Regions from separate parts of the Mus musculus genome. Here all the other regions are linked to region 3. A link is a loop called in an ENCODE intact Hi-C map of the cell type or tissue named here. Cell type or tissue: left cerebral cortex. All regions are shown on one strand. Links, peaks and the distances in the headings refer to the core of each region. The heading gives the core; the rest is flanking DNA.

The links. Peaks named below come from ENCODE experiments on the same cell type or tissue, not always from the same donor. Only the 100,000 strongest peaks of a DNase experiment are listed, where the experiment ranks them.
Region 1: it touches region 3 in a loop (6-fold over the local background); 2 of 42 quality-filtered maps call a loop at or near these places.
Region 2: it touches region 3 in a loop (2.1-fold over the local background); 5 of 42 quality-filtered maps call a loop at or near these places.
Region 4: it touches region 3 in a loop (4-fold over the local background); 13 of 42 quality-filtered maps call a loop at or near these places.

The regions. Positions count from the first base shown.
Region 1 is chr10:26,074,368-26,082,338 of GRCm38, reverse strand. Tmem200a (transmembrane protein 200A) reads left to right here and starts at 3,376. Exons shown (of 3, transcript NM_001358814.1): 1 at 3,376-3,503; 2 at 4,020-4,201. It overlaps Gm9767 (predicted gene 9767), which reads right to left and starts at 4,084. Exons shown (of 1, transcript NR_028030.2): 1 at 2,892-4,084. In left cerebral cortex, for the core only: a CTCF peak has its summit at 3,260; DNase peaks (open chromatin) are centred at 4,050, 4,506, 5,288, 5,683 and 3 more places; H3K4me3 peaks cover 2,979 bases; H3K27ac peaks cover 2,217 bases.
Region 2 is chr10:25,670,356-25,678,326 of GRCm38, reverse strand. Gm29571 (predicted gene 29571) reads right to left here. Exons shown (of 4, transcript NR_136909.1): 4 at 4,984-6,364. Among named protein-coding and RNA genes, the nearest start is that of Gm36543, 40 kb to the left of the region's middle. In left cerebral cortex, for the core only: no CTCF peak of the experiment used is centred there; DNase peaks (open chromatin) are centred at 1,481 and 2,858.
Region 3 is chr10:25,535,458-25,543,428 of GRCm38, reverse strand. Gm29571 (predicted gene 29571) reads right to left here and starts at 7,043. Exons shown (of 4, transcript NR_136909.1): 1 at 6,760-7,043; 2 at 6,029-6,156. It overlaps Smlr1 (small leucine-rich protein 1), which reads left to right and starts at 7,157. Exons shown (of 2, transcript NM_001195596.1): 1 at 7,157-7,468. The coding sequence starts at 7,342. In left cerebral cortex, for the core only: CTCF peaks have their summits at 3,629 and 3,829; a DNase peak (open chromatin) is centred at 3,813; H3K27ac peaks cover 980 bases.
Region 4 is chr10:26,135,152-26,143,122 of GRCm38, reverse strand. No RefSeq gene overlaps it. Among named protein-coding and RNA genes, the nearest start is that of Tmem200a, 60 kb to the right of the region's middle. In left cerebral cortex, for the core only: a CTCF peak has its summit at 3,496 (motif pointing right); DNase peaks (open chromatin) are centred at 1,583, 2,006 and 3,486.

The sequences.
Region 1 (7,971 bases), core at 1,069-6,068, 540 kb before region 3:
TTCAAAGATGTCAAGGACAGATCACACTACGCGGCCAGGCACCAACCATCAAGGCCTGCTTCAGCACCACGGACAGCATAACAACAGGCACAGGATGCTGTATTATCCACTATTTGTGTCAGTTCCCTATTTTCTGTAAACAGACTCTAATCACAACATACATAATGTGTGTGTGTGTGTGTGTGTGTGTGTGTGTGTGTGTGTGTGTGTGTGTTAAACTATGTGGGTTGTTGCTGACCATGTGGTGGTTGTCCAGTTTACAAGTGCGCATCTGTCTAGAGGGAAGAGCTGGAACCTAATGAAGAAAAATGTGTCCCCTTAGCGATTTTGTACCCCTCAGACATGAAGATTCTAATCAGCTTATTATCTTTCACAGAACTTATGCTGAACTTATAAGTTATAAAGCACCTAACTGCAAGCATGTTATTGACACCATAAGGGGAGTAGCACTGAGAGGGGCGTAGCACTCTTGATTGTGTGTTTCTTGAACACACTAGTCACATCTGCTGCTGCTGCTATTGCTGCCGCCACCAAATCATCTAAACAGTGAGAGTCACTGAGACATGGTAAAACAATATGAGGAAGCACCATTTGGAGTCAAGAGGACACAGAGTACATGCGGACCATTAAGTTCCATATTCCCATGTCCTTTCCCCCCTCCTTTACATTTCTTCTGTTTACAATTTTATTTCAAGGAGAAAATCAAAAAGGACATTTTCTCATTTGACTTTCTCTTTCTTGGCCCCTGCTTTGAAATGTAACAGGGCTGCCAGAGCTGTAGCGCAGGGGCTTTCAGACTATCTATCAGTTTCACAGTATGGTCAAAGTCATTCAGGCCAAAGTTTAACAAGGAATCCCCTTTCCATTTCTGATTTCATGTTCATGCTGGGGTCCTTCTTCTGAGGTCCGAGGACAATACAGTCTGTGTTTGTGGCAAAAGCGGGTTAATTTCACCCAAACTGTCTAGTAGTTTTTCCTCATAGCCTTATATCTGATCTACTTAAAAATACCTTGAAGGACTGGAGAGATTGATCAGTGATTAAAAGCACTTGGTGCTTTCCCAGAAGACTCAAGTTCAGTTTCTAGTACTCACGTTGGGCATCTTATAATTACATGTAACTCTAGCTCCTGCAACCTGGCCTCCTTGTCCTACTCCCACGGACACCTGTACACATACAGGCTCACAATATACATGTTATTTTTAATTGTAAAATCCCAAGTATCATACTTTTTCATTCCAGAGTATCTTTGCTTAATCCATTAAAATTCCTTGCCCCTCAGCATTCCTTGCTTGTATATTTATACTGTACTAGGTGAAATGCTGACCTTCATGGAAATATTTTCTCATTACTTCTTTATATCAGAGGGAAAGTTCTCTTTCCTTTTATTCCCATAGCATTAAGCAAGTTTGGTGAGTGGGTGTGTGCTCAATCGAATGTACTGAATATATAACAAGCCAGAAGAATTTCATATATTATTTTAACTTATAATAATGTTAGGTATTTTTTCTGCTTAAGAAACAAGAGAAATTATACTCAAAAGTCCTTCAGGCTTCAATTAGAGAGAACAGTGCTTTCTCTTTATTCTGTACTCATGTAACATTTAGAATGGACTTGTTTTAATGGAAACTGTATACATCTCAAAACAGCAGACTCAAAAATAATTACGTGTAAAACACAGGTAGCTTTTACCCCCCAAATAGGGAATAGTTGATTCCCATCCATTACACCAGAGTGGATATAAAGCCACTAAATCCAAAATCCATTACTGACATGATATGCTCACTGGGCTCTTTCCAGATGGAAAATATTGGCCATTAGCAAAGATTAAATAATTTACCTGAGCTTGCCTGGAACACTAAGAGCCAGAGGGGGACTGATGAATATCTTCTTGGGAGGTTGCTTAGACTATAGAATGGCAGATAACCCTCAATTTACAAGGCTATTTACTACTGAATTTTTCTGACTAGTAGTAATTATTTTAAAAATAAAATATGTTGATGATGTTATCTAGTTCACCTTCTTCCTTCTTCTTTGACTGAATAACTGGAATATAAGTTCAGATTGGTAATTGTGATCAGTGGTGATAAGAATGAGTCTAGATCTTTTCCCGAAGTCTTTCCTCATCAGCCTCTCTTTGAAGACTGCCTGGACATGTGATGCCTGTGATGTCTGGATTGCCATTTTAAATGTTTCCCTGTACATTGTAGACACTGTGCTACATTAAAAGAGCAGGATGGGAGGAACCTATTACCCACCCCTTTACAAGTCAGGAAGGCTTGCTAGGAAGTGTGTTCTCTTGGGAGCTTTGAGGAGAAAGGAAGAGTCAGGGCATTCTTGTACAACGAGTAGAACCTTACTAGGCTCACACGATTAATAAGGTTCCTTGACAAATGTGCTAGAAAACCTCAGAGAACTGATCAAATGGCTTTGGGCCAAGAGAACTAGCCACATGAAGGTGGAAGGAAAAGAAAACCACAGATGGCTTACAAGGTGACTCATTTCTCCTACCCCATCCCATCTACTTTCTTTCTTTTTTTCTTTTTTTTTTTTTTTTAAGCATTTGGTCCTGAAATTTCAGAAAAAGTATTTAACCTCCATACTGAAGCAAGATTTTTTTTTTAAAACCACTATTGCCCGTTTTTACAGTCTTTCTCCATTGCCAGTGTCATCTTAATGACCTGTCTGGCCTCTACGGGTTGCCTTATTTTCTTGAGTCTAGATTTTTTCCCCACAGAATCCAGTAGCTGACACATTGAAATAGATACACACCAGAGCAGAATATTTGCCTCTTGCCTATGAGTTAAAAAAAAAATCCAAGAAACTCATGGATTTACAAAACCATAGCTCAGCTACGGTTGCTGTACACTGCACACTCCAACGCAGTAATTTGAATACGAAACTTTATTTACTGACTTGATCTTCAGCCAGAGTGGGCGCTTTGGTCCCTTGCAGAATTGCACGTGACTATTATTTCAATTATTTCATTCTATGGACAGGACATGTTTTTTTTTTTCTCACTGATAATTTTTGGTAACTTGAAGCCTTCATTGGATTTGATATCTGGAGCTTAGCCTCAGACTCATCATCTTAGGATACAATTAGCCCCTGCCCCTCACAACCCCATGCCCAGAACCCTTCCCAACCAGTCTGCTCTACTGGAACTAACTTCCCAGCAGCTTAAACCCTCTGAGGGCTAGGAGTGCAGTATCTCTTGGGGGTCCAGGTCTGACTTTGTTAGCACAGCACTCGTGCAGCCGCCAGGGGGACCCCGACCCTCCCAGGCTGCATCTGATAAGAAAGCATCCGAGGGGCGTGGAACCGAGGGGCCTATGGATCCTTCTTCCAGAAAATACAGAGTCCGCCGGGGATCCCCAGTTCTTATTGAGACAGGAGGGGCAGGTATCTCCCGTTCTGGAACTCGCGTCCGACGGTGATGAGAAGCGAGTGGGTGTGTCCGCTTCCGCCCGCTGGCCTTCAGATGAAGCAGATCGCCTGGAAGCGGTACTTTGTTCCCCAAATGGGTTTTGTATGGGCGCCATCCCGGCGCTAGAAGTACAACTTTGCAGCCAGGGCGCCGGGTAGCTGGGTTGGGGTCCGGGGGGAAGGGTGGGTCCTGCACGCAGCTCTTGCACAGCTTGGCGACTGGGCCGGCGGAGTTCCCACGGGTCGTGGGCGGCGGTGCGATTAGCACCGTCTGGGTCCCCGGCTGCTGGCGACGCTCCGGGAAGCCCGTCCCGCCCTCGCCCCCGATCCTCCTCTTGGCGGCTTCGGGGGCTAGAATTCATCAGGAACCAAGCCCAAAACTTTCCCTCGAGCCCCGCATTCCTTTTGTCTTTCTTGGCGGCGGCGGAGACGCCTTAGCTGCGATCTTTTGCCCTGGCCTCGGTCACCGGTACCCTAGAAGGATAGGGGCTGCGCTCGTCCGATGGCGGCGGCCGCGTCCCCCAGATGCGCGAGTCAGGGCGCCCGCACCCCGGCCTGACTCATCTTCCTTTGGTGACCGCACCGCGTCCTCAGCCGGAGCCCCACGGGGATGGGGAGTGAGACCGTGGCTGCCCGCAGCTGCCCAGATTCCTCCTGACGCCCCCGACCCCGCCGCCTCCCTCGCTGGTCCCCGGAGGCGCACGCTGTCGCGACAGCTGTGAGAGCGAAGAGCCCGGAGAGGCCACCGGAGCCCCGAGACCAGGCGCTCAGGACAGGTGAGTGGACCACCAGGGTGCTGCGGGGCGTGCAGAGGTGGGTGGGCGAGCCCTGCAGCTGTACCCCGGGTTTCTGAAACCCCTTCTCCTCCCCTCCGCTTTAGCCCGCAGAGTTAGGGGAAACAATGACTCCCAAAGTTTGGGGGAATGAACCAAGTCCTCCATCAGTTCCAGACTTCTTGGTCTCCAGAGTACAGGAGAGGTGGTGCGGGGCAGCCTGTGAGCAGCCGGCTTCTGAGAGCGCCTGGCTTCGCGTCTTGGAGCTACACCCTCCTTTGTCTAAGGTTCCAGAGTCAGCAATCTTTGTGAGGGTCTACGGCGTTAATTTATGGTAGACAAAAGTGTGAACAGGGTTCCCTAGATCAGTATTTCAGTGTGATCCTACCTGCATAAGCAAAACGAAGAGGGGTAATTGTCTATAGGCTTCAGCACGACTCTCCTCCCCACAGACTGCCTAAGAAAGGACTCGTAAGATTTGCTTCACTAATTGTTTTGCAATAATTGCGTGTTCACGCCAACACTATGCATTATGAAGGCTTGGGCATTCTATGTTTGCTGCTTTTGTTATTTTGGAATGTGTGTGTGTGTGTGTGTGTGTGTGTGTGTGTGTACACGAAACAATTCATTTTTTACCCTAGGCATCGATAACGTCAGAAGAAAAGACAAATATGTAGATATAGTTAAGTAACTAGAATCATTCCCCATTTGTTAACTATATGCAGATATAAATGAGCTAAAGGTTCAGTCCCTGTGTTTTTCAGTCTGGTGTTTTTCAAAACTAAGTAACCCTGGCTTACCTGGTCTTTTTTTTTTTTTCTGAAGACCTTCAGTGGTTGACAGCAGATACCATTTCAAGAATCGGTAAATGCAATTTGTATTGAACTATTTCCTTCTTGAAGTCAGACGAAGTTGCATAGCGTTTTGTGCATAGATGGTACCCGAGGTGCTAATGCTCTTTCCTTTATCGGTGTGCCATTCGCTGCGTGATGAAAACATGAAATGACCTTTGGTTTCTTACTTGACTGTTGGCACCACGGCATCTTACTTTGACTGAAAAGTAGGCTGCATCTTAAAACTTTTTAAGGCTCACTTTATTTCCATGCTGCTGTTTGCCCACACTGGAGCATCTGCTGGTAGTTTTGTGCCTTTCAAACAGCTGAAATGAGGAACCCGTGCACTTCTAAAAGGAAAACAGTGCTTCCAAGAAGTGGAAACTGACCCTTAATACTTCATGCAATTTAATGCTGCATTTTGAAGTTTAAAAAATATCTACTAAGGTGTTAATAACTTTTCTTTAACATTTCCACTAGATACCTCATAATTATGAGATAATTTGTAACCAGGGCTATAATTATCTTTGTATCTAGGCTGGGAAAGCCTTCAGTAAGGAGAGAGCTGCTGTGTAGGAAGGCTCAGAATGATAATTCCAGGGGATTGGCACAGAGTGACTTAACCTGTTGCTTCCTAGGCCTGTCTAGGTAAAAACAAAATGTCCATATGACACTTGGAATCAGAAAGAGTTGGACACCCAGGAGCGTCACTGTGAGAACAGTTGTTGTCCTTGTCATTTTAAGATAGTGCAATTTTTAGAGATGCTTTTGAATGTGCCAAGAGTTAGATTGCTACATTTGGACTTTTATAGTTTCCAGACTTTGACAATGGCTTTTTGGATGTAAAGTCGACTTCTGACATCTGGAGCAGCAAATCTGAACTGATTGGCTAACCTTATTCTCACCAAGACGGCATAAAGAATAAATAAAGGAATTCACGTGTTGCTGTGGAAATAAGAACCTGAACAAGCACATGTCACCTGACATTTCTTAGGAAAATGGGATTTAAAAATGTATTCACAGGAAGGTGATGGTCCTTACCTTGTTTATGAAACAGAATGTAGGATTTAAAAGATGAGGCAGTTTAAAAATAAAGTTTATGAAGTGTTTCTCTCCCTAAATAGTAGACAGTGCAGGCAGTAGTTATGAAGCAGAGACTATTAAGAAAAAGAACTTGTGTAAGGGGCAGATAAACAAATCTGAGATGAGAAGAATTCTTTAAGTTTTCCAGGTCTATGACACTCGTAGTTTTATCAAGTGCCTGTCCCTGGACTGAAGGTGGGCTTTGTCTGCTAGTGTCTGAGTGCCCAACCACTCAGAACACAATGGTGAACACTTACTGAGATGTTCTGCAACAGTGGACACCCAGCAGGAGCTAGGCTAGTGAGGAAGAGTCTGGTAAACACCAGATTTCGATGTGAGGTGAACACCGGGAGACAGGTGCAGACTCAAGGCCAGCAGATCCCAACTGGCACTGCTTGAAGGTTGTCATCTTGACTTAGCTACTGATTATGTAGCCCTGAATAAAGTCAGTTAGCCTTTCTAGTACCTGATGTTCTCATTTGCAGAATGACTTTAGATTGAAGACATAATGCTATGTGAGGAGTTCTGGTGGAATTGAGGATAACGAAGATCAGAATGTGGGCCGAGTTCAGCTTGGGCATGTTAGGGCTGGAGGGAGGCAGGATTTAAGATTGCTTGCTGTGGGGAAAGGAAAACAATCTAGCCTGGGGCGTGTGGTCCATCGAGGTGATCCCACTTGACAGTAAAATCAAATAACAAATAGCAACTTTCACTCTGAGCTTGGTAGTTTTTCATGGGTTTTCACCAATAATAGCAATTGATTTTCCTAACAACCCCCAGTGGTAATTAGAGCGGAAAGGTGCTGAAGGCCAGACTGATGCTACAAAACATGTTAGCAGAGTGTCCTCCATTGCCTCTCTGCACCACAGATGGAGATAGAAAAGAGGCTAAGCATGCCTTGGAAACCCCTGAGTAAAGGAGGGGGAGGGGAAGGGAGGGGAGGGAAGTAGAGGGGAGGGGAGAAGAGGGGAGGGGAGGGGAGGGGAGGAGAAGGAAGCTTGATGTCTGAGGATTGAACTTTTTAGCAAAAACTTTATGCATTCTGGAAGACAAATATATAATTATGCAGTTGAGAACCTCTGAGATGGCTTGGATTCTGACCTTTGGGTTGAATCTGGTTGCTCCTGTTTCCTCTTCAACTTAACACCCCTCCCTTTCCTGAGTGGGAAGTTGCATGTCACTGAGTTCTTGACAAGACTTCTCTAAGAATTCTGAGTGCCCTGTTAAAAAAAAAAAAAAAAAAAAAAAAAAAAAGGAAATGGCTACAAAGAAGTATGTAGAGGGGAGGACCTTTGGGCCAAGGCACTGTTGGTAGGATATATAAGAGCAAGTTATTCTTTGGAAACTTTATAACCAGAGGGGAAATTACAAAGAAAACCCAGGAATGTAGCAGAGTCAAAAGATGAGGAATCTTAGATGCCTTCCTGCAGTACCATGGCTAAGCCTATTCTGATCATCATTTGTGCAGAGGATGCCAGGTCCCTCTGTATTCACTTCTGTCAGGGTTTCTGTTGGTTGGTCAAGGATGCATTTAATTATGTGTACATGAGACTGGATTAGCAATAAAGGGCTTGGTGGCTGATGTGAATGGAAGGTCTTTAGAGCCACCTTTAGGTAGATCTACTTCAGGTGCTGGAGGAACCAACTTTGTCTGGATCCTTTCTCTCCTCATCTCTCAGCTCCATTTCTCTCTGGGTCAGACTTATCCTAAGGTCTTCCTATGTGAAGGGAATGGTTGCTGTCAATAGGTCCAAACCTAACATGGGATCCATAAGAAAGGAAGATCCTGTCTCTTTCCGGTCCCATTTATACTCCTTTTGAAGGATTCTGTGGTTGCTGGGTTTTCAGGGCCACAGC
Region 2 (7,971 bases), core at 955-5,954, 140 kb before region 3:
CTGAGCATCTCCACCTGTGCGCAAAGGGGATTCCCCGCTGATTTTTGGCATATAGTAGATACACCTGGAGAGTACCCTGGAGAGAGAGAGAGAGAGAGAGAGAGAGAGAGAGAGAGAGAGAGAGAGAACGCTGCACTTGTGTTATCATTATTCCTGCTCTTTACAGCAAATCTAAACTCCTGACAGTTGAAAAGGATAGGAGGCTGGGGGGAGGAGTGGTTGCCAGAAAGAGGAAGCCTCATCACCATGGAAACAGCTTGCTGGATTTCCACATTGGTCTTTGAGCACCAGGTGGTTCACAAATGGCCCAGAAGCAACTCAACTTCCATCAGGAAGAGAAAGCAGCATATGTTTTATCCACTGGCCCAGCACTCCTGAAAGATCCAGAGCTCTGGATGGTACTTAAAAATTGGGGGGGGGGGGAGGCTAATTTTTCCTTTAAATGATTAACCACAGCGTGTAGCAATGATGAAAGTCTTGGATGGCCCCTCCCCCTTCCAGAGCATAGCTTATTGCTAGACAAGCATGGTTCATCAGGGTTGTTATTTCTCCACAGTTTACCGCTTGCTTCAGCAAATGGGACAAAGACACTTCGCTGGAACTAAAGCACTCCAAGATTTCATGAAATAACTTATAAGGTTTATTATTTTTTTAATCTGGAATTTCTTGCTACTTTGACTATTATCATTATTATTATTACTGGTGTGTGACAAGTTTGCGGGAGTTGGTTCTTTCATTCCACCTTTACATTGGTTCTGGGGAGCAAAGTTAGCAAGCACCTGCAGCTACTGAGACATCTTGCTGGCCCTTTGCTGAAGTTGTAATAGTGATTGTTCCAGTTAAGATCTTTTAAATGGAAAATGTCTCCTTCTAAAATTAACTGCCCTTATTCTACTGTATGGCCAATTTCAGATGGAGTTCTTTGGGGTACAGCATGTACCCCTTTTGGTGAAAACATTTCAGTTAAAATTTAAATCAGGTATCAGGTGCCCCAACTACCTCTCAGTTTCTTCTCCTGTTGCTGTGATAAATAGCGTGACAAAAGCAACTTATGAGGGAATGAGTTTATTTTAGAGCACAGTTCAGAGTTTAGTCCATTATGGCAGTGGGAGTCAGGGCAGCAGGAGTTTGAAGTGGCTGTTTACACCCACACTGGAAAGAGCAATCAGCCTGTGCTTCACCCCGTTTTCTCCATTTGCACAGTCTAGAATCCAAGGCAAATGAAAGGTCCTGCCCACAGTTATGGTGGGTCTTCCCACGTCAATTAATGCAAACTAGATAATCCTGTGCAGGCAAGCTGAATCTTATTCTATCTATCACCTTCAAAGCACCACTCATTCCGCTTGCAAATACAGGCTGCTTCCATTTCAGGGCTGCTTCATACTGCGCATGTCACTGTGAAGCAGGCTGAAATGAAGGCGCGCAAGAGCCTGGGTTATCACATCTCTTTTGTGCTGATGTTTTCCCTGGAGAAGTCTTGTCAGTGTCTGCCTTTGTTGGGCAACTTTGGTTTGGAGTAGATGGTTTGGAGTTTATGAACTTGTGAAGAACATTACCATTCTCCCCGTCACCTGATGTGTATGTGGTTGTGTAAGCTGTCAGAAGCCAGCGTTGACTGCCTTCTTCCGTTGCTCTATGCATTACATTTTGAGATGGCGTCTCTTACTTAACCTGGCGTGCAGACATTTGGATAGGCTGTCTGGAGGAGAGCTGTAGGGAGCTTTCTTTGCCTCTCCAGAGCCAGGATGACATGTATCCTCCCATAGTCCTCTGCTGGGGAGGACCCCGGGAGCTACCAGTACCCACCACAGAGTGAATCTGGGATTCTGTATCACACCACGCAAGGAATTGCTGGTGCTTCTTCCAATGTGCCTGCTTCCTTACAAAACCATCTGACCAGGCGCAAGGCTCAGCCAAGTGCTTCTGATCGGCTCAACTAAATTCACGTGCTTAAACCTAGAGACGGAACAAAAACAGCTTCATCGTAGTTTCTGCTTCGACTGTAAGAGGCAGGTCCTGCCTTACACGCCCCCTTTGATGGAATAAGCCCCTGCTAGTTGTAGTTGCTCTGAACCCACAAATCAAGCTGTGTGTGTGTGTGTGTGTGTGTGTGTGTGTGTGTGTAGACTTGGACAAAAATCCAAGATCGAAGCTCAGCTCTGCTGTGCCCTTATTTATATTGTGGGGTATGCTAAGTGTCCGTGTGCCCAGGCAAGGGGGTCATGTAAACTGATGCAAATCTCTCTGACCTTGGGCAAGTTACATAAAGTCTTACACTCATGACACATGCATGAGTTAGTCATGTGTGAGCAGGACTGGCAAGTCCAGAAGACTGGGAGAGATTGTGGAGCTAAAGGATCTAGTACAGGCTCACTGGCTCAGTAGGTTATACACACATGTGCATATCCATACATGTGTACATATACCTATGAATACACATGTAAGTAACAAACATGAATTGGGAGTGATGGAGGGGGACTGGAATGATTGAGATGCAGTGAACATGTATGAGATGCCCCCAAATAAATGAATGTTTTACACCTCAGAGCCGTCAGAGGACAGTTCAGGAAAATGCCTATCTTGACACACAGGAGACAAACACTGGAAAGAAGTGAGCCACCTGGAGATGTGCCCTCTGGACGAGGAGGAGGTTAGCAAAAGTGAGAGGTGAGTTTGACAGCGTCTGGCACGCCAGGCAGAGAACACCCGTATTTGGGAGAGAATGAGCACACAGCCAAATGGAACCGATCGATCTCCTGACAGCTTTGTTTAGGTAAAGAAAGGGATCCAGCTGCAGAGAGAGGAAGCGGGAGCTGGTTAGTGCCTCTCATGTGTAACCTCTCACGTGTATCATATCTACTGCACACTGGGGCTTCTTCAACAGTCGACATGAGCTAAAGCACTAAATCTTAATGGCCTCATGAGGCAAGTACTATCAGTGTTCCCCGTCCAGATGAGATGTCTGGGGCTGGGTAAAGCTGGTGAACTGTGGGAGGAATTCACAGCAACGGGATTCATATCCAGAATGGGTGTTTCCAGCGTTGAGCCTTTATATTTGGCTTCACCGTTTTTCTATGTGGATAACACTGAGATGCCAACAATCACAATGAGCTTGCTGCAGAGGAGCAAACAAGGGGCTTCATAAATGTACTTGATACACACAGGATCGAGGAATGAGGAGAAGAAAAGGGATAGACATGAATTTCAGTTTCTAACATAAAGATTCAAGGAGAAGAAGCCATTGAATATAAATTTTGTTTTCTCTAGGATGGCTAAAAGGATGCATTGAAGATAATTCTGTTTTCTCTAGGATAGCTAAAAATATCGTGTCATTAATACAGAACAAGAGAAGGAAAACCCAGCTCTGGGAATAAGGTGATAAGTCCCACCTGGAAACAGAGCAGATAATGAATTTGAGGAGGCAGCAGAGCAGCCACATAGAACCCCACCCTCCACCCCTGCACAGGTGTTCTAATATTCAGATCCAGAACCCCAAAAGAACCAGAGGTTCTGTCCAAATGGCAGGGTTAATGCTTGGATGATGTGGACGCTTTGGAGGTGGCAAAGTGTTTGTCTTAGAGTGACAGTAAAAATAATGTTGTGTCCTCTTCTGACTTGTGTGATAAATAAAAAATAAGATAAAATTAAAAAAAAAAATCAGTAGTGGCAAGGTATGAGACTGGCCTAGGGAAGGCAGTGTGGGCTGGCTCTGAAGACTAGCAGGAAAGATGAGGGCAGAGAAATGCTCTGGCATTGCATCTAATGATCATGGAGAAACAAAGGAGCGTCTCTTCCCTGCTTTCGGGTGGAGGAGACAGATGTGGAAGGAGTTATTTACAAAGGACTCGGCCGGGAGGTCATCAAGCCAGATGTAAGCCCAGGTCTGCCATGAGGAAGCCCACACTCTAAATATCACAGATTGCAAAAGGGTCCTTCCATACGCTTCTCTAAATTTCCTAAAAGACATCAAATACTCTGCCTGATTCTACAGTGCCCCCTGGCATGCACACCACTTTAATGCAAGAGTCAATAGGAACTGCTTGAATAGCTCCAGCTCCAGGGATACTTAATAAAACTGTTCTTTCCAAACACTGCACAGTTGAAGAAAATATAGAATCCTATGCTGGAACATCCCCAGTCCTCTGAAAATCCACAGGGGAGTTTCTTCCTAATTATTCATGGTTTGTGGTTCTAGTTCATGATTTTACACACACACACACACACACACACACACACACAAGAATGTAGAAATGCCATGACAGAAGCTCTGGATCAAGAAAACCAAGAGGCCCAGGAATCACTATGTCGGTACTTCAGTGTTTAGGACAAAGGCTACAATAATGTTCTGAGATAGCAAAGATAAACTGAATTGGTCTGCTTTTAAATATGAATGAAGTGACACTAAGTTCAATGAGAACCAGCATGGGAAGTGGGTGCAGACCAATGATCTTCTTCTTAATTATTGTATTTCTCCGCCGTCTGCCTTGACTTTCGATGTGAACAGACTTTCTGTTTAAATGTCACATAAAGAATGCTTTGTGATTACATGAATTTTCTTAGCACGTCTGTCAACTCTTTTCTCCCTCTAATTTCTTTAATATACTCTTCCTTTCTCTTTTCTTTGTGTGTGATGATGATATGTGTGTAACATGTGTATTACCAGGTATGTGCATTCCACCACACATCCATGGGGGTCACAGGACATCCTTGGGTGTTGGTCCTCAACTTCCTCCCTGTATGAGATAGAGTCTTTGTTCTATGTTATCGCACAGACCAGGCTGGCCCCCAAGCTTCTGAGGACCCCCCCCCAACTCTACCGCCCATCTCACTTTAAGAACCCTGGAATTACAGACCCATGCTCTACACTGAGCTCTACGTAGATGCTGGAGAGTTGAATTCAGATCTTCACACTTGCCTGACAAGTCCTTACCCACCAGGCCATCTTCTCAGCCCATTCTTTTCTTCTTTTTTTTTTTTTTTTCTGTTCTTTTTTATAGTGGAATCACATGGACTCACTGTATATCTCAAATAATTAAATTTCATCATTTGAATCCCATTGTTGACAAAGCTAAAGATGGAATTGAAAAAAGAAAAAAAAATCTAGACATTAAGATTGAAGAACTAAATGTCAAGCAATAAATCAGGAAAAATACCATGTCTGTAGACATTCATATTAACAATGCTATGAAGGCTGATTCTTATAATAGCAAATAAAACCTGGGACCAGAAAACCTTTTAAGCAAGAAACTTTGGCCTTTTGATACCCCCTGAGTTTCCAATTTCTATGAAAATTTGGGCCACTTTCAGACTGTAGACAAACAGTCTGCTAAATGACAAGAAGTACCTGTCTAGGCACTTCGGGAACCTCTTGGCCCTCTGTGAGAAAGACCTCATGGGAAGCAACACCTTTCATATCTGCACCAAGAGATAGAACTCTAGTGTATCAGAGACATGGCTACTAGCCACACCATGAAAGGCCACTTATTGTGATATGGAGGAATATTAACACATTTATTGTCAGTACAGATGAAGGTTTATTAAATTAAGTGGTTAATAGAAAACTAGAGAAGGAGCAATGGGCCAAGAAGAAACATCAAGCAACAACTATGATTCTAGGAGCAAGAAATAGGTGTCTACCAAAAATTAATGGGCCCATACGCAGCTTTCAAACCCATGTCAGTTCTGTAATATATACTCAAGTGCCTTCCTATGGAAAAGAGGATGCAATCTAGTGAAATGCAAAGACCTTGATTTTTTAAGGTTGTAAAAAAAAAAAAAAGGATTGCCTCAATTTTGAATCTAGCATTCATCAGTATTTCTATGCTTTGCTCAAGACAACTCAATATCCCCTCATTGAGATGACCTCATCTTGCATCCCTAGGCACACTCCCCCTCTAAGTTAGTGTTATATAATCTACCATTAACTCTCACTGCACTATAGGCACTTATCAGCCTGTCTCTACTCCTAGACTGTGAGATCCACCACGAAGTCACTTATACCCTCATTTCCCAATATATCTCACAGGAGACACCTTTACAGACCTTCCCCAACCCCTGGGAACACCACCCACTCTTCTCTCATATAGTAAGTGAAGTGGGGCTTTCTTTACTCCAAGATTTTTGTGCTCTGTACATCACAGACTATACCTTTATTTAGAAATAGGGATTTTATAGGTAAAGGGAAGATAAAATTTAAGACTATCAAACTAGGTTAGGCCAAGCACTAATGTTAATGACAGTGTTCAAATAAGAGACCCCCCCAAAGGAACAAAGACACATATAAGGAGAGAGACCTTGTGGAGACACAGGAAAAAGCTTGGAGTCATACTGCCACTCACTTAAGAAGACCAGGAGCCACCAAAATCTGAAAGAGAATAAAGATTCCCTTTAGGGCCTTTGCAAAGAACTTTTTTTTTTTTTTTGACCTTCTATCCTCCAAAACTATAGAAATACATTTCTGCTGTTTTAAGACACAGTTTCATGGTAAAGGGGAACAAACATACTTCCTTTCTCTGGAGACAAGATTCCTGTCTATCCATAGGGTTCCAGGCTATGGAAACCACCAGGCTCTCTGCTCCCCAATGCCCATGCAGCAGCCTCCAGATGTTGGGTACAGATCTAAGCCAGATTGGATATAGTCTTCTTTGGAAAGCACCAATAAAGAGAGGTTATTTTCCCATCTACTCTTCAACTTCATGCAGGCTTAAACCTCATTCAATTCTTTGCTCATAAGACATCTCAGAGATACATTTCTTCAGTTTAATGTTTTTGTTAGCATGTATTATTAGTATTGCATAATAATGGGTTTCATTGTGACATAATGTGTTTCGATCATACACACCCACACAAACACACACACACACACACACACACACACACGCACATACACACGCTCACACACACATATCTACTATTCTCTTTTGTCTTCCCTTCCTCCACTGACTCTTTCCAGCTAACCTGCTAACCTTCCTTTAACTTCAGGTCCTTTCAGTGGGTGGAGGAAGGACCTAATGAGTTTCACTGCGGTTGTTTACAGGAATCTTCTGGGTGGGATAGAACCCAGAAGCTCCTCCTCCTTCTATGTCAATAGACTGACCAATGTTGTAGAAATTTTAAATCCCAAACTGGGGTTTCTACCCTGCCTTTGACCATTTAGTTCCCAGATAAAAGACATGTACAACCGTTATATTTACAATAAATCTTAGTCGACACTAAAGCTGGGCAGATATCTAGCCTCTTTGCTATTAAAATCTGTGTCCTATTGATAACCCCCAGTTATTACTTACCATGTTTCATCTGGAGTTGGTCTTAACTCCAATTGGCCAGTCCTCAGGGCCACGTTTTTGTGAATCCTAACCTTTTTCTTTCTCCTTTTTCTTCTCTTCCTCATGGTTTTCTCTCCACCTCCCAAGCTCAGGAACCCTAAAACCTGCCTGTGTCTCTTCTGCCCAGCTATTGGCTGTTGGCATCTTTATATACAATCAGAAATAATTTTGGGGGTGAGGTCACGTAGTGTCACTTGAGTCTGCATGCAGACTCTCTCATCTCTGGGGCAACCAGGATTTGGGGTCCCACATTTAGCATTACAATGCTCAACCAAAGGTCAAACCTCAACAGACCAATCAACTGTGGTTCTCATATTGGCAATCACTGGCATAGATAGATACATTCTCAATCTTTCGGTCAGAATCCTGCTTGTCATGACTCATCATCTTTTCTTCACATTTTTCCTTATGGCCTTTATTTTTACCTGGTATAGTTTATTTGTGTATTTGTCACACTTTGTTCCCTGACCTCTCCATAACAGCAAGGACTTGTCAACCTAACACACGACTATGTTTCTAGACCCTAAAACTCTGCCTTACACAATGTTGCTTTACAGGAAGACACATGAAGCTGTGAAAGAGATACCAAGGAAAAAGATGAAGAGCATGGTTTCCTGTCAGAGTTCCAGGATCTTTTAACCTGTGG
Region 3 (7,971 bases), core at 1,429-6,428:
GCAGTATGACCATTTGTCCTACTAGTTACAACCCAGGGGTCATACAAAGGCACTTGATAGCAGGAGTGTTTCTGGAAGCCATTCCAACATTGGGACAGGTAAATACCATGTAATAATATGCAAACATAATCACATGCCACACTGAAATTTCCCCAACTAAATTAAATGCCCCTCACACATCTGCCCCTCACTCCTATCTCCTAAAAAGGGCACTTGTGCAAGGGGAGGCAGGGTGATAACTAGTTGCATCAGATAAACCTTTCTTCTTTTTTTCTGGTAAACTATAAAAATCTATAGGAATGGGGAGGCTGGAGAGATAGCTCAGTGGTAAGAGTATAGTTGCACTTGCAGAGGCCCTGGGTTCAGATCCCAGCACCCACATGGTGGCCCACAACCATCTCAAACTCCAGTTCCATAGCCTCTTTGTGCAGGACTACCCTGCTCATTATACAACTGTACAGTGTCCCAAGGCACCAGGCATGCATGTAATGCACATGTGTGTGTGTGTGTGTGTGTGTGTGTGTATCATACGTATGAAATAAAATACATAAATAAACAAACAAATAAATCTAAGAACTATTTTTTAAAAGACCCATGGAATGAGAAGACAGCTCCAAGTACAACAGCACTTGTCGCCCAAGCCTGCCATCATGAGTTAAATCCCTGGAGCCCACATGAAGGATGAAGGAGAGAACCAATCCCAGGAGGGTGACCTCTGACCTCACCTCTACACAAGGGAGCACCACTCTACACATAATAATAAACACAAAAATAAATGCTTAAAGCTTAAAATACTTTCTAAAATTTATTATCATGTGGATAAATTCCAGCATCACTCCCTGGGTCGTGAAAAGGCCTGTGTAAAAGGGGGCTGATGTTTAAATTTCCCTGTTATGGACCAAAGTCCTCCCACCTCCAATGCAATATGCTAACCTCCTTGTCCCCTACATGACTATATTTGGAGATTGTAGAACTTTTAGTGGGGGTAATTAATGTTCTGAGGCCCTAAGAGCTTCAACACAACAGGACTTTGTTCTTAAAAGACAAAGTACCAGGCATGCACACACAAAAGAGAAAGCCTATGTGGGCGTGGTGGTGGTCAGTGAGCCCAGGCAGGAAGCAATGTCTCATGCATCTCAACTGTGGATTCCAGCTTCCAGAAAGTGGCCCCCTGTGACTGAAGCTGCATCTGGTCATAGAGACTATGGAGACTAATACTGTGGGGAGAAAGACTCACTCTCAGGTAATAAACTCAAGAGTCTAGTGGACATGAAAGTCTTTAATATTCAATTCTGCAGATCAGTGTAGAGGGAGGACAAAAATGGCTGGTGTATTGACTTTTGTCACATACTGGCTTTTAAAGTCCCTGACTGTGACTGGAGAGATGGTTCAGCAGTTAAGAGCCCTGGCTGTTCTTCCAGAAGTCTTGACTTCAGTTCCCAGCAATTACATGGTGGCTCACAACCATCTATAATGCGGTCTGGGAGATGTACATACAGATAGAACACTCGTATACATAAAATAAATAAATCTTTCAAGTCCCCGATTGGGAGAAACCCTGCTTTAGAAGGACACAGTATTCACAGTCTTCATACTTGACTCACTTCTCCAAGTGTGGTGGCACCATTGACCCATGTGTTTGAATGCTTGGCCATAGGGAGTGTTATGCTGAAGAAGTGTGGCCTTGTTGGAGTAGGTATGGCCTTATTAAAGGAAGTGTGTCACTGGAGGTGGGACTTGAGATCATATATGTACTCAAGCTCTGTCTAGTATAGGACACAGTCCACTTCTGTTGCATGTAGATCAAGGTGTAGAACTCTTGGCTCCTCCAGCACCAAGTATTCCTGCATGTTGCTATGCTTTCTGCCATGATGATAATGGACTAAACATCAGAAACTATAAGCCAGCCCCAAATGTTTTCCTATAGAAGAGTTGCCTTGGTCATGGTGTCTCTTCATAGTAACGAAACACTAAGACGCCAAGGTTCGCACCCTATTGGTTCAGAGCAGAGATCTGTATCTGATGACTATCCCTGGGCTGGAACATTGTCTTCTTTCTGATTGTGGGATCAGTCACATAGCAAACTGCCTGCAACTTTTCAACTGCCTGAGTGCTGAGACAAGCAGGTGCTGGCTTCAGGCAAGGAAAGATAAAGCCCAGAAGCTCTTGCTTATCTGTGATTGTTTGATGAGTTCCAGGCACACCCTATACTGAAAATGAACCATATGACTTATTTCTTATGATGTTAGTATACCTTCTCTGACAGTTTCATCTAATTTAGCACTTCTCATTACTCCTTCATCTCCTAGTGCAGAAATACACTACTCAACATCATATATGTATTTCTCCAGGAGGCTAAGAGTATATAGTAGTATATTCAGGGTTACTGTTTGGTTATGGGTTCAAATCTAGATTCTGCTGTTTCTGTGTGATGCAATCCTCATTATGAAAAGTCCATAAGTTTCTCCACCTCTAAAACAGTAGTGATAGAAACACAGACTGTCTTAGGGACTAGGGACACAGCTTGGTTGGTAAAGTGCTTGTTGTGTGAGCATGAAAACCCATGTTCAGTCAATAGAACCCATTTAAAACATCTAGCTGTGGTAGTGAATGTGCACAGTCCCAGAGCTAGGGAGGCAGAGACCAGTGTGTTTCTGGGATTTGGTGGCTAGCAGCCTAGTTTAATTAGTGCATTTGTGGGCAGTAGGAGACCCTGTCTCAAAAAAATTGATGATAGGTAGATAGATAGATAGATAGATAGATAGATAGATAGATAATAGGTAGATTAATAGACAGAGAGGTAGGTAGGTAGATAGATAGATTGATAGATAGATAGATAGATAGATACATAGATAGATGATAGATAGATAGATTGATAGATTGATAGATTGATAGATGATAGATAGGTTGATAGACAGACAGGTGATAGAGAGGTAGATAGATGATAGATAGATAGATAGATAGATAGATAGATAGATAGATGATAGATAGATAGATAGATAGATAGATAGATAGATAGATAGATAGATAGATAGATAGATGATAGACAAACTAAAGTAGATGTTGCATAAGGAACAATATCCATGGTTGATCTCTGGCTTCCACACACATGGATTCACATGATCACAATCATGTGCATAGGTATCTCTCTCCCACCATAAATGCACGCACACACACACACACACACACAAAATAATAGTTTCTATTTCAAAAGCACTATAATAACAATGAAACAAGGTTACTATGTACGTGCAGTTTTTAGGTATGTACTTGAGACCATGTGACTATTCTGCTATCTTCTGTTGTTTATTGACTGTTCGTCTGTCGCAATAGGGACAGGACTTTGTCTTGTCCTTAAATGATCACAGTGCCTAAACCAGTGCTTCGCAAGCACACGCCAAACCCAGAATAAATATCTGTCACCTTCAAGTGTGAATGACAAAGGCCGATGGGGCTTTGGTCCGAGTCCACACAGTAGAGGTCATTCTATTGCTTGTAACCTAACCCTCTCCTCATTTCAGAGCCTTTAATTTTGTATGTACTGTGGAATTGCTGTCAAGTGGTATTACTTTAATTGGCATAGGCTGATAAGCAAAGTTCAGAAGGTCAGTTAGAGCCAGAGAAAGAAATACAGGCTCTCCTACTGGTACACACAGACTTAACATTGTGAGAGAATTTCCATTTCAACAAACTATCGCCCACATAATGAAACCACTTCAACAGACATTCGTTAGCTTCGTCTCTGCTTCTGTATTTGGAACTGGCTACTGCTCCATGGCTGTTCATAGCTGATGCCCTAGAAAACAGTCTACAGCGCTCTGGCACCTTCTGCTGATGAACTTGAGAACTTTCCTTGCTCTCCAGCATATGACTGCTATGAATCACTCTTCATGGCTCAAACTCAGGGAAAATCCAAATCAGATGGCTGGTAGCTTTGGCATTTGCTTCCATAGGTCAGAGTTAGCTACAGAGACTCTTGGCCAGCTGTCACTAAGAGTCCTCTGTAGGAGACAGCATGGCAGAAGTCAGGAATTTTATCCTAAATACCAACTTCTGTAAATTGCTTGTGCCTTATATCATGTAAGTCAGCAGAGGGAACATTTGTCACCAAGGAAACCAACAGTACAGTTTAGTCCCCTGTCTTATACTCTATCTCCACCAATGCAGATTTTTCTAGTTATACTAATGGTTATTCCTCCATAGCAAGAAACCTGGTAAAAGTGTGCTGTTTGCTGACTGAGACAGACACAGAAACCCACAGCCAAACACTGGACAGAGCTTGGGGACTCTTATGGAAGAGTTGGGAGAAGGATTGCAGGCCCCAAAGGGGATAGGAACTCCACAGGAAGACCAACAGAGTCAACTAACCTGGATACTTGGGGCTCTCAGAGACTGAGCCACCAACCAAAGAGCACACACAGGCTGGACATATGTAGCAGATGTGCAGCTCAGTCTCCACGTAGGTCACCCAACAACTGGAGCAGGGGTTGTCCCTAAAGCTGCTGCCTGTCTGTGGAATCTGTTTCCCAGCTGGGCTGCCTTGTCTGGCCTCAGTGAGAGAGGATGTGCCTAATCCTGTAAAGTTGATGCACCAGGGTGGGGGGATACCCAGGGGATCATCATAATCTCAGAGAAGATGGGAGGAGGGTTGAGGGAAGGGACTCTGAGGGGGTGGGCAGCAATTAGGATATAAAAAGAATAAGTAATTAATTAATGAACACACACACAAGAATATGCTGCTCTCACAGTGGCAAAGTCTGAGTGTGGTCCCCTGCCTTGAACTCTGCCTTTCTACCTGGTCCTCACTGGCCAGCTGACTCTTCACCATTTAAAGCATACCGTCTACACAACCCTGTGTATCTTCCCTACCCAAACCTGTGGCCTTGCCTGGGGTCAGGTCTAAGTTTCTTTCCATCTCCTGGCCACTGCCATTACACGCCAGACATGTCATTATGGATGAGAACGTTCTCTGGAACGGAAAGCCTAGCTTTGGAATTTACAGGGATGTGCCACTGGCTAGGCTTTTGACCTCATTTCTCCGTCTGTAAAATGAAGTTCTTTATAAGTTTACCATGGAAACCAAAAGAAATCATAAACTCATGCTCAGCCAGACAGAAAGTAGGTACCACGGTGGCTGGAGGCACTGGTAGCATCCACCTCTACCCACTCAATTATTCCATGAGAACTGTTCTTATCTCTCTGTCCCCACTCCCTTCTGTACTATTGACTTCTAGCTCACATCCATTGCATTTTGAGTCCACCTTGAGACATACTAAGCCAGTGTTATCTCTCCTTCTATTCCTTAAAGGGTTGTCAAATACTTTCTAAGTCCATGCAAATCTACATTCAAAGACCTTTGGTGGCTCTCCCTGTCCACATAACATTGTCCTGAGTAGGGCTAAAGAGTCTATAAGCTCCAATACCTCTCTTTCCAGCTTCAACTCCACATGAGCTCTGCCTTTCTGCCCCTGTCTATTCTTTCCCTTTCTCCGCAGACCTGCCATGCTTCGGGCTTATGTGCATCTGAGCTGACTGCTTCAGCTATTCAGGCTCCAGACACTGAGAACTTTTTGTGAACAGCCCAGACCTCTCATTGGAACGAGTCAGCGCCGCCCCAGAGCTTTGCTTCTATGTGAATCTGGGGCTAAGCGCTGTTATTCACATTGCCTCTTCTCCACACTCAACGAAGCCTAGGCATTCAGGTAAGCCTTGCCGAGTGGGTGGATACAGAACATCCATCCTAGCAGCTGGCTAACATCAAACCTGTTTGCCTCCAGTTAATGAAGGTTCTCTGAAGATTGACACTTTACAAATCAGCATTCTAGCCCAGCTGAATAAGCACCAAATAACCATCTCAACAGAGAGCATGCACAAACCACAGCAGCAGCAGCCCTCTGTGGAGAGAGGAAGAGAAGGAAATACATTCAATGAATGCAGGCTCAATACTGGTGTTCTAACACTCTCCTTCCAACTTTGTTACTTACTCAGGGATGCCAGGCAAGCCCCCCCCCGGCCCCTTTACCCTTACCAGTTGAATTGTTTAGTGAAGGTGAGAGCCTGTCCGCATGGCCACACACAGTCCCAGGTAGAAGAATGTAGATGGTACTGAAGGCAGTCCTTTAAAGTGGACTCTGTCAGCTTCCCACCAGCAGCAGCCTATGGGGTGGGACAGAGAGGGGACACAAGTCGGAAGTGAAGCCCTGAATGTGGTTACCAATCTCCTGCAAACTTTCCCTCGGTCTTGAGGCTGGAGAGATGGCTCAGTAGTTAAGAACACTGGCTGCTCTTCCAGAGGACCCAGGTTCAATTCCCAGCACCCACATGGCAGCTCACGAGTGCAGGTAACTCCAGTTGCAGGGGTCTGTCTGGCACCCTCAAACAGATATATTGTGCAGTCAAGACACTAATGTACATAAAATAAAAATGAAATTTAAAAAGAAAAAGCCCAAACTTTTCCAAAGTCTCTAAAGATCCTTTGAGTTAGGAAATGAGTCTTTTAGTCAACCTTAGTAGTCTAGTAGCTTTGGAAGTTTTCCCCTAAATTGGTACAAGGCAGCTCACTGGTAGTCAATAGATGATCATGAACCTTGGCATTTGCCAGTTTATTGCCGTCTCTTATCCTGGAAGTCTGGAGTTGTCATAACAGCCTGCATTTTGGGCCAAGGCAAATGAGTAGACAGCGGAGAGGAAAGTGAGCTGCAGCAGTTAGGAAAGGGCAGGGCCCTGCCGTTGTCTGGACCCCCCCCCCCCCCCACTCACCTGCGGCTATCATCTACGTCTCTGCTGCGTATATCTGACTTCCAGACTGAAGGTCAGGCTCTAGTAGAATTAAGTGATTGTCAAATCCATCAATGTGCCCTCCAGAGAGGCACTCAGAGCAGAACCAACCAGGCAGTTTTCACATGTGGCAAGCGTGTTTTTCCTTCTCAGTATCTGTCACATCAACTATGGGCATTACCATGACAATTCCGACATTTTCAGCTCTGAAATGTAGGAAGAGGGGTAAATGTTCTCCCTGGGCCTGGGTTTCTGTGAAAACACATAGAGAGAAGGGCATTTGTTTGAAGTCAGATATTTAACCCCAGCCTACCAGGACCATCCCACTTCCTGTCAGACAAAGACGCATCTCCAGGACAGCTTGGGAGGTTTACTCTTCGGTTCTTCTACAACTGTAGCTGAGTTACAGAGTAACTTGCCAACAGCGCTCCAGTATTCACTCCACTAATAAGCCAGAGCAAAGTCCACAACAGGTTTCATGGAAAAGCATGAGCAAAGGCCAGAACTTCGGGAAAGGACAACCACAGAGCAGAGCCAAGTCGCCTGTCCCGAGCAGTGGGGACCATGAGCTCCGTGCTGGCAATCTTCTTGCAGGAACTCCCCGGCCCTGTCCTGGTCCTGGGGATCTTCCTGCCTGTGACCTTGCTGCTTCTCCTCCTTCTTGCCTACTTCAGGATCAAACTGATGGCAGGTAAGTGTGAGACCCCACGAGGAAGGGTTTGGTTCATCCTTGAAACACACCCAAGCCGGCAGGTGCTCTGGGAAGCTGGGGAGATGTACCTGTTTGATTGACAGATTTCTTCCCCCACCCTCCAGCCCTTTCTTGATGAACGGGGCAAAGTTTGATACTTTCAACTCTGTAAGTTATGAGGTACGTAGGGTTTGTCCACTTGCTATAGGGCGTCCTTCACTGTGGTTCCCCGTAGACAGTCAACTGTGAATCACCGAATTGGACATAGGGTTGCTTGTTTATTTCTCAAGGCATCAGACTCTATGCTGTCCACGGTCTGCCTCCCCCACGTAACAGATGTGTGTGTATATGTCATAGTCCTCACAAGGACTACTGTCAGTCACACGTGCACTGGGCTCCCACTGACACTGAGTGCCGCTGAGAGACTTAAGGGATTTGAATGGCCCAGGTGGGAACTAGTCCATCGTACTACCCCCACATCTTATCTCTGCTGCTTCCTTCTC
Region 4 (7,971 bases), core at 1,145-6,144, 600 kb before region 3:
CTCTCTTTATACTGCCAAGACTCAACAAAGCCCATTGCACATCTGGAACTTTGGACTCCTAGGCTACAATATTTTCAGAATTCTACACAGATGGCCTAGTGGGAAATCTCAATAGACAGCATTTGGTTCTGTTTCACATCCACCACCAACTATCTACCTTACTGTTACTATGAGTTATCACTTCTCCTAGCAACTGTGAGCAACCAAGGAGTGGGAGCAGGAGTAGGGTGGCAGAGCCCAACACCTCTCTAGAATGCCAATGAGAAGGCAGGTCTCCAAATCAATGACAAACTGAGAGCTGTCCATGAATGTCTCTCCAAGAAGAACGGGGACAGGCTCACTGACCCTGTACAAATATTAGCTGAATAACTATCAGGTGTGAGTATGAATTTAGGTATTGATGAGGTAAGGAAAATTATGAAAATTTTCTCCTAATGGAGGAGATGTACATAAAAACCACAAAATTAAAATACACTCAGGTAAGTATTATGATGGGAAGTTTAAGAAATACTGGGAATGTAAAAGAAAAAAGGCCTGGGAAAACAGAACTGATATTTAGTTCTGCACTCAAAAGATGAACTTTGAAAGACAAAAAAAAAATCTATTGTATAAATGATTTATTAATTTCTTTTGACCAAGATAGACAGGGACAGGACTTTTCTTCTACTGAAATAACTAAAACCTAGAAAGTGTACATGGGGGCAGCAGTCAGTAGGACACTGCACCCTGGAGAGATTTGAATTGAACAAGGAAGCTCTTGAAGTGTCTTAGGTCACATCCAATATCTGTATTTATATCAAGGCCACATACAGATGACAGCCCTCGCAGACTGAGTGAAGAGGGGACAACAGCAGTCCCACACAGAATCTCTTTTGAGCCTTTAGCTAAGAAGTGAGCAGCATATATTGCCTCAAGTAGATGAAGCACTCATGGGATAAAATGGCAAGATTCTTGGGACTCATGCACAGCTTCAGACATAATCTACTCCCATCAGCTCAGGTGGACCAACTCCTAAGTCATTGCTCATCTGCATGGACCTAGAAGAGTTTGCCTCAATAGTAGGATCTAAATTAAGTCTAGAGCAGTGGTTAGTTAATACAAAGATCAATGAGTCTAAGAGCTGGCTCTTTGAGAAATTAGCAAGATGGAGAGAGAGAGAGAGAGAGAGAGAGAGAGAGAGAGAGAGAGAGAGAGAGAGAGAGATAGATCAGAATATTTTAAGGGAACACTTTAAAAAGCTGTACTCTATTATGCTGGAAAACCTAAAGAAATGGAGAATTTTCTAGATTCCATCAAATCACCTAAATTAAACTAAGAAAAGCCAATGGCAGAAATAGACCCACAAAGAAGTTGAAATGGTAACAAAGTTCTAACTAAAAATGTTCAGGTCCAGATGGATTCATAACAGAATTATATCAGACTTTCAAAGGAAATCTACAGCCAATTCTTCCTTCTTAAAACATTTCAAAAACAGAAACAGAAAGGGCATTGCCAAACTCATTCTATGAAGCCAGCATTATTCTAATGCTCAAGCCAGGTAAAGACACAAGAATAACGAGACAGCTGCAGGCCAGAATTCCTGGTGAACACAGATTCATAAATGCTCAGTGAAATACCTGCAAACCAAATACTGACATACATCAAACACATTATCATCCCCCATGACCAAGTTGGCTTTATCCAGGAGATACAGGGGTGGTTCAAAATACACAATTTAACACATGTTATAAACTGCATAAGTGGTTTGAAAGGTAAAAAAAATCACATGATCATCCCAACTGAGCAGAAAAAGCCTTTGACAAAAATCCAACATGTCTTCATGATGAAAAGTCCTAGAAAGAGTAAGTGGGACTAGAGGGAACATACATCAGTATCCATCATCATCGTCATCGTCATCGTCATCATCATCATCAATGAGGAATCCACGGCAAACACCATCCTAAATGGGGGAAAAACTTGAAGCAATCCCAATGAAATCAGGAACAAGACAAGGCTGCCCACCGTTCCCACTCCTTTTTGCATTGTGCTTGAAGCACCAGCTGGAGAAATAAGACAGAGAAAGAAATTAAAGGGTGTAAGGATGAATAAATAAAGCCTTAGCAAGGGAGGCAAAAATATTTATAGACTTGAAATGACTAAGAAAAGAATCAGTGGACTTTAAATGGATGATCACAAATGCCCCCATCTGACAGTCAGAGAAAAATAAATGAATAAAACGTGTATATATATATCCAGAAGCTATGGGAAAGTATCAAAATAGAATAGTGCTAAATTTAACCAATCTATAGGAAGTCAGTAAATGAAAGAAAAGATAACAAATAACAAAGAATAAAGTATCAAGATATATCTGACAATGGGAATTAAATTAAGGACAAATAGGGGTTGCTCAAAACAACTTTACAATATTCAAAAATTACATGGGAAACAGATGTCAAATTCGTGCATGTAAAGGCAATAAATAACATTAAAGTATTAAGAAACCACAACATAATATCAGGATGCATCCACTTGGATAACGAAAAACTCTGACCATAGCAAGGGCTGGAGGAAACTGTGAGAGACTAAATTCAACACTGACTGGTGACACTGTACACACAGAGAATGGTCTTGCCCTGATGAAAGACAGTATATCGACTTTTAAAAGGGCAATAGACTGATATACAGTACAGCTACCCTAATCGACGTAACTATCCAACTTAAATGAGAACATCTTCACATAGACAAGTTATAAGTGAGAACTTACAATAGCCTGAGCCTGTTATTGTAACATCCAACCATAGAAACATCCAGGACGTTCATTTTCACGTGAATGGGTGAATAAGCTATGAGGCAGTGACATGAAGAACAAGGAGCTCTTAATAAACTCAATAGCAAACATAGATCTTGAAATAATTATGCTAATTGTCATGTGTGTACAAGTATTTTTCCCATTCATAGAAAATTCAAGCTAGTCTAATTAATAGGAAGCAATTGGGCACCTGACCTCCAGGTATCTTGAGGTCAGTTCTGCATTCTGCACCTTGCTCCCTGGGAAACAGGGATTCTCACTTTTCTCTGCACACACCAAGAATGGTCTTGTCATATATGCATATTCACACATCCCTCCCCATGGATGCCCTTCTCCACAGTGCCCGCTCCTTACTGCTTTCTGGACCCTCATCGTACATCATTTGTTAATCCCAGTGAGCTCTTCCACCTGTATTGTGTTTCTTCAGAGTCTGAGCTGGGTAAAATGAGCTGTCTCTTTTGTGACGGTTGCTGTCTTAGTTTCCCCCACCCCTGCCCCTGCAACAATGGATTACAATACATGGAAGGTGTGGATTCCATCATGGGATTGTGTAAGCAGACTAGAAACCTCATAGTCATTCACGATATCATCTCTATGGTAAAATGAGCTGTATGTTCTAAATAAACCAACCAGAATCAGTTAATAGATGTGTAAGCTTGATATGTTTGAATAGACTGTTTACTGTGGAAGCCGCAGCTACAAACCACTAGGTGGCAGTGTGGTCGCGACTAGCTGGTGAACTGAAGATGGCGTGTTGAATCTCAAGCTACTGATTTGTTGTTGTGTTGTTGTTGTTGTTGTTGTTATTGTTGTTGTTTGACATTTAGAAGTCTACAATAGAAAAATGTTCATGAAATAACAGATGAAAAGCCAAACAGTGGGAGTCATGAGAACAGCCATTGACATAAGATAGAACTAGTTTACAGCAGTTATGAAATGTCAAAACATCAAATAATATCTCCTGCTCATCATCGATGTAATAACGTGCTAAAATGATTGTCTCTACAAGCATGTGCTAGGCACTGTGAAACATGGGCAGGTGAAAGAATATCGCGTTGATTTTCTCCTCTCATGCCTCACAAGAGCCAGGCTTCCTAAGCCCTCTGTCTGAGTTTTAGCCTCTGAACCCCACTTCTATTGGCCCACCTGTGTTCTTTGTTGTGTGCTATGTTCTTATTAGATGTAATTTTTTTTTGAAATATGATGAGAAGCATCTCCTGGAGCTATATTATTTATTTGGATCTTCCTGAACTTCTACACAAAGACAGCGTCAGACACACTCATAGTTTGCTCGATGAATGTTCCTTTCATGTTTAGGGGATGGTTGCTTAGCACCTGTGCAATGAAAATCTGGCCAAGGCTCCTGAATCTCAGCTCTCTCAACTTCATTTTTTGCTATCAGTAAAATAGGACAACAAAGTCAATCTTACAGAGTGTGACATTATTTAAAGGAGATCTTGACTTTTGTAATAAGTGCCAAGGGCCACATTAAGAGTTAGTTTTCCATCCAGACTGAAAGGGGAAGGGCAAAAAAGCACACGTTCCCGTCCCCTTCGTGTGTGCCTGTTAAGCACTGGATACAGCCTAGGCCCAATGAATATTTAATCAATGCATGAATAAATGAAGGACGAATCTATGAGGGTATACAGGAGAAGCACAGGGGGTGAGTTAATAAATGTGCTCTGGCATTTAACATCCTGGAACATCTTTATGACCACTTTAATTTTGCATGATTAAAAATAGAAACAATAGTAATAAATAAATAAATCCTTATAAATAAATTAAAAAGACCCTCAAAATATATCAACATGTAGATTCAGAAAATGTTGTTCAACATAAGGATAGTGGTTTAGAGTGATTAGGTGAATCCTTAAATACTTTAGGGGGTCGATACCTTCCTTGAAGATGACTAGGTAACCCTCTTATTTTCAGACTAGAAAGGCAGACCTTTGAATTTAATGCTCCCTGATCCCCCTCCCCGCCGCACAGTGCCATTTCAATTTGGCAAAAATCTGTATATGAAGATGCTGTTCATTCTGCCTGGCATTCAGCAGTGAAAAGATAGATACAGCGAGGAGAAGTGTGGGACAGTGTCCCATGGCTTCCTGCAGCGAGCATGGATAACAACAATTTATTATACATTTTATGAGCAACTGGAAGAGAGAAACTTCGAGTTTTTCAATGACGAAATGATAGATGTTTACAAAGATAAAAATGCTAAGTGCCCTGACTTAATCATAGCACATCATATGCCTGTATCAAATTATCACAGTGGACTCCATACATGTACAATAAAAATAACTGAAGATCGATTCACTTATTTTATGTATGTGTGCCTGTGGGTATGTATGTGCACCACATGCATGCAGGTGCCTAAGCAGGCCAGCAAAGGATGGCTGATATCCTAGAACTAGTATTGCAGGTGGTTATCAACCATTGAAGTGGGCACTTGGAGCAGAAGCCCAGTCCCCTGTGAAAGCAAAAAGTGCTTAACCAGTGAGCTATCTGTCCACCTCCTAAAGGCTCATTTAATTAATTATTAATTAATTAATTAATTTATTTTTGAGAATTTTGACTTTAAGTACCACATTTACATAATTCCTCTTCTCTCTCCAAATTCCTCCTGTGATCTCTCCCTCAAAAGCCCATGATCTCTTTTTCTATAATTATTATTGCTATAGGTACACACACGCACACGCACACACACACACACACGCACGCACGCACGCACGCACGCCCTATTGAAAGCATTTGGTATTGCTGATAAGTACACGTGTTTAAGGGTTGATCATTTGGGATTATGTAGCCTATCGGGAAATCGGAGGGCATTCATGTCTAACACCTAGCTAAGTATCAGTTATAAAAATGTAAGACTTTATTCTTAGACTTACTTATTCTTTTTTAATTGGATATTTTATTTATTTATATTTCAAATGTTATCCCCTTTCCCAATGTCCCTTCTGTAAACACTCTATCCCATTCCCCCTTACCTTGCTTCTATGAGGGTGCTCCTCAACCCACTCACCCACTACCGCCTTACTACTGTAGCATTCCTCTACACTGTACCTTCACAGTACCAAGGGTCTCCCTTCCCATTGATGGCAGATAAGGCCCCTTCAGCTCCTTCAGGGGTCCCTATGCTCACTCCAATGGTTGGCTGTGAGCATCTGCATCTGTATTTGTCAGGTTCTGGCAGAGCCTCTCAAGAGACAGCTGTATCCGGCTCCTGTCAGCAAGCACTTCTTGGCATCAGCCAAAGTGTCTGGATTTGGTATCTGCATGTGGGATGGATCCCCAGGTAGAGCAGTCTATGGATGGCCTTACCATTAGTCTCTGCTCCATTCTTTGTCCCTGTATTTCCTTTAGACAGGAGCAATTCTGGATTAAAATTTTGGAGATGGGCGGTGTCTTAGTCAGGGTTTCTATTCCTGCACAAACATCATGACCAAGAAGCAGTTGGGGAGGAAAAGGGTTTATTCGGCTTACAATTCCATACTGTTGTTCATCACCAAGGAAGTCAGGACTGGAACTCAACCAGGTAAGAAATCAGGAGCAGATGCAGAGGCCATGGAGGGATGTTCTTTACTGGCTTGCTTCCCCTGGCTTGCTCAGCCTGCTCTCTTATAGAACCCAAGACTCCCAGCCCAGGGATGGTGCCACCCACAAGGGGCCTTTCCCCCTTGATCACTAGTTGAGAAAATGCCTTACAGCTGGATCTCATAGAGGCATTTCCCCAACTGAAGCTCCTTTCTCTGTGGTAACTCCAGCTGTGTCAAGTTGACACAAAAAAAACCTAGTCAGTACAATTGACCCCTTGTCAACATGACACACAAACACATCACTATTAAGCCTCAACTCTTAGTTTCCTATTCATCCCCAAGATCTAAATAACTTTAAAAGTCCCACAGTCTTTGCAAATTCTTAAAACTTCAATCTCTCTTAAAATCCAAAGTCTTTACAATTAAAAGTCTCTTAACTGTGGGTTTTCAAGAAGGAAAAGCATCAGGGCACAGTCACAATGAAAAGCAAAATCAATCTCCCACCGTCCAATGTCTGGGATCCAACTCACAATCTTCTGGGCTCCTCCAAGGGCTTGGGTCACTTCTCCAGCCTTGCCCTTTGTAGCATACACGTTGTCTTTTAGGCTCCAGCTCCCTGTACTCCACTGCTGCTGCTGTTCTTGGTGGTCATTTCATGGTACTGGCATCTCCAAAACACTGCTGTCTTCTGCTGTAACTAGGCTTCACCAACAGCCTCTCATAGGCTCTCTTCATGGTGCCAAGCCTCAACTTGTTTGCATGTCCCCTTCTGTCCTGGGCCATCAATTGCAACTGAGGCTGCACCTTCACCAATGGCCTTCCATGGCCTCTCACAGTGCCAAGCCTCAGGTCCTCTGTGTGACCCCTTCATGCCTTCAAAACCAGTACCACCTGGGTGACTCTTACACATTACCAAGTCCTGCTGCAGCACGAGGTACAACTTTGGCTATCTCTGGAACACAGCCTCTTTCACTTAAGTAGTTCTGGTATCTTGTTAATCACAGCTGATTCTTCAGCCCCAGCTAACCAGAACCACAGAATCTTCACAATCAAAATAGCAATGTCCCTGAAAAGAGTCTTTAATCTTCCCTCTGAAATTTCACAAGGCAGGCCTCCATCTTCTGCACTGTTCTCAACATTATCTTTCAAGCTCCTACACAACATCTGACAGAGCTCTTAACAATTAATGGATCTTCAAGCCCAAAGTTCCAAAGTCCTTCCACAGTCCTCCCCAAAACATGGTCAGGTTGTCACAGAATACCCCACTATGCTGGCACCAATGTGTCAAGTTGACACACAAAACTAGCCAGTACAGATGGGTGGTCTCATCCCTCAACCAGGGGCCATGCCTAACCTCTGGATATGATTCCACAGGTTATTTCTTCCCTTTGTGGGATATTTCAGCTGATGTAATCCCTGTGGGGTCCTGGGAGGTTCTTGCTCTCCTAGCATCTGGGACTTTCTGGTTGTTACCCCCAGTTCTCCATCCCCCATTGCTACACACTTCTGTTCAATTTCCTGACCTTTTGTACATTCCCCATCTCCTCCCATACCTGATTCTTCCCCTCTTTACCCCTCCCCCTTCTCTTCCCCCCAATTCCCTCCCACCCTCTTCTTCCCTTGATTACTTTGTTCCCTCTTCTA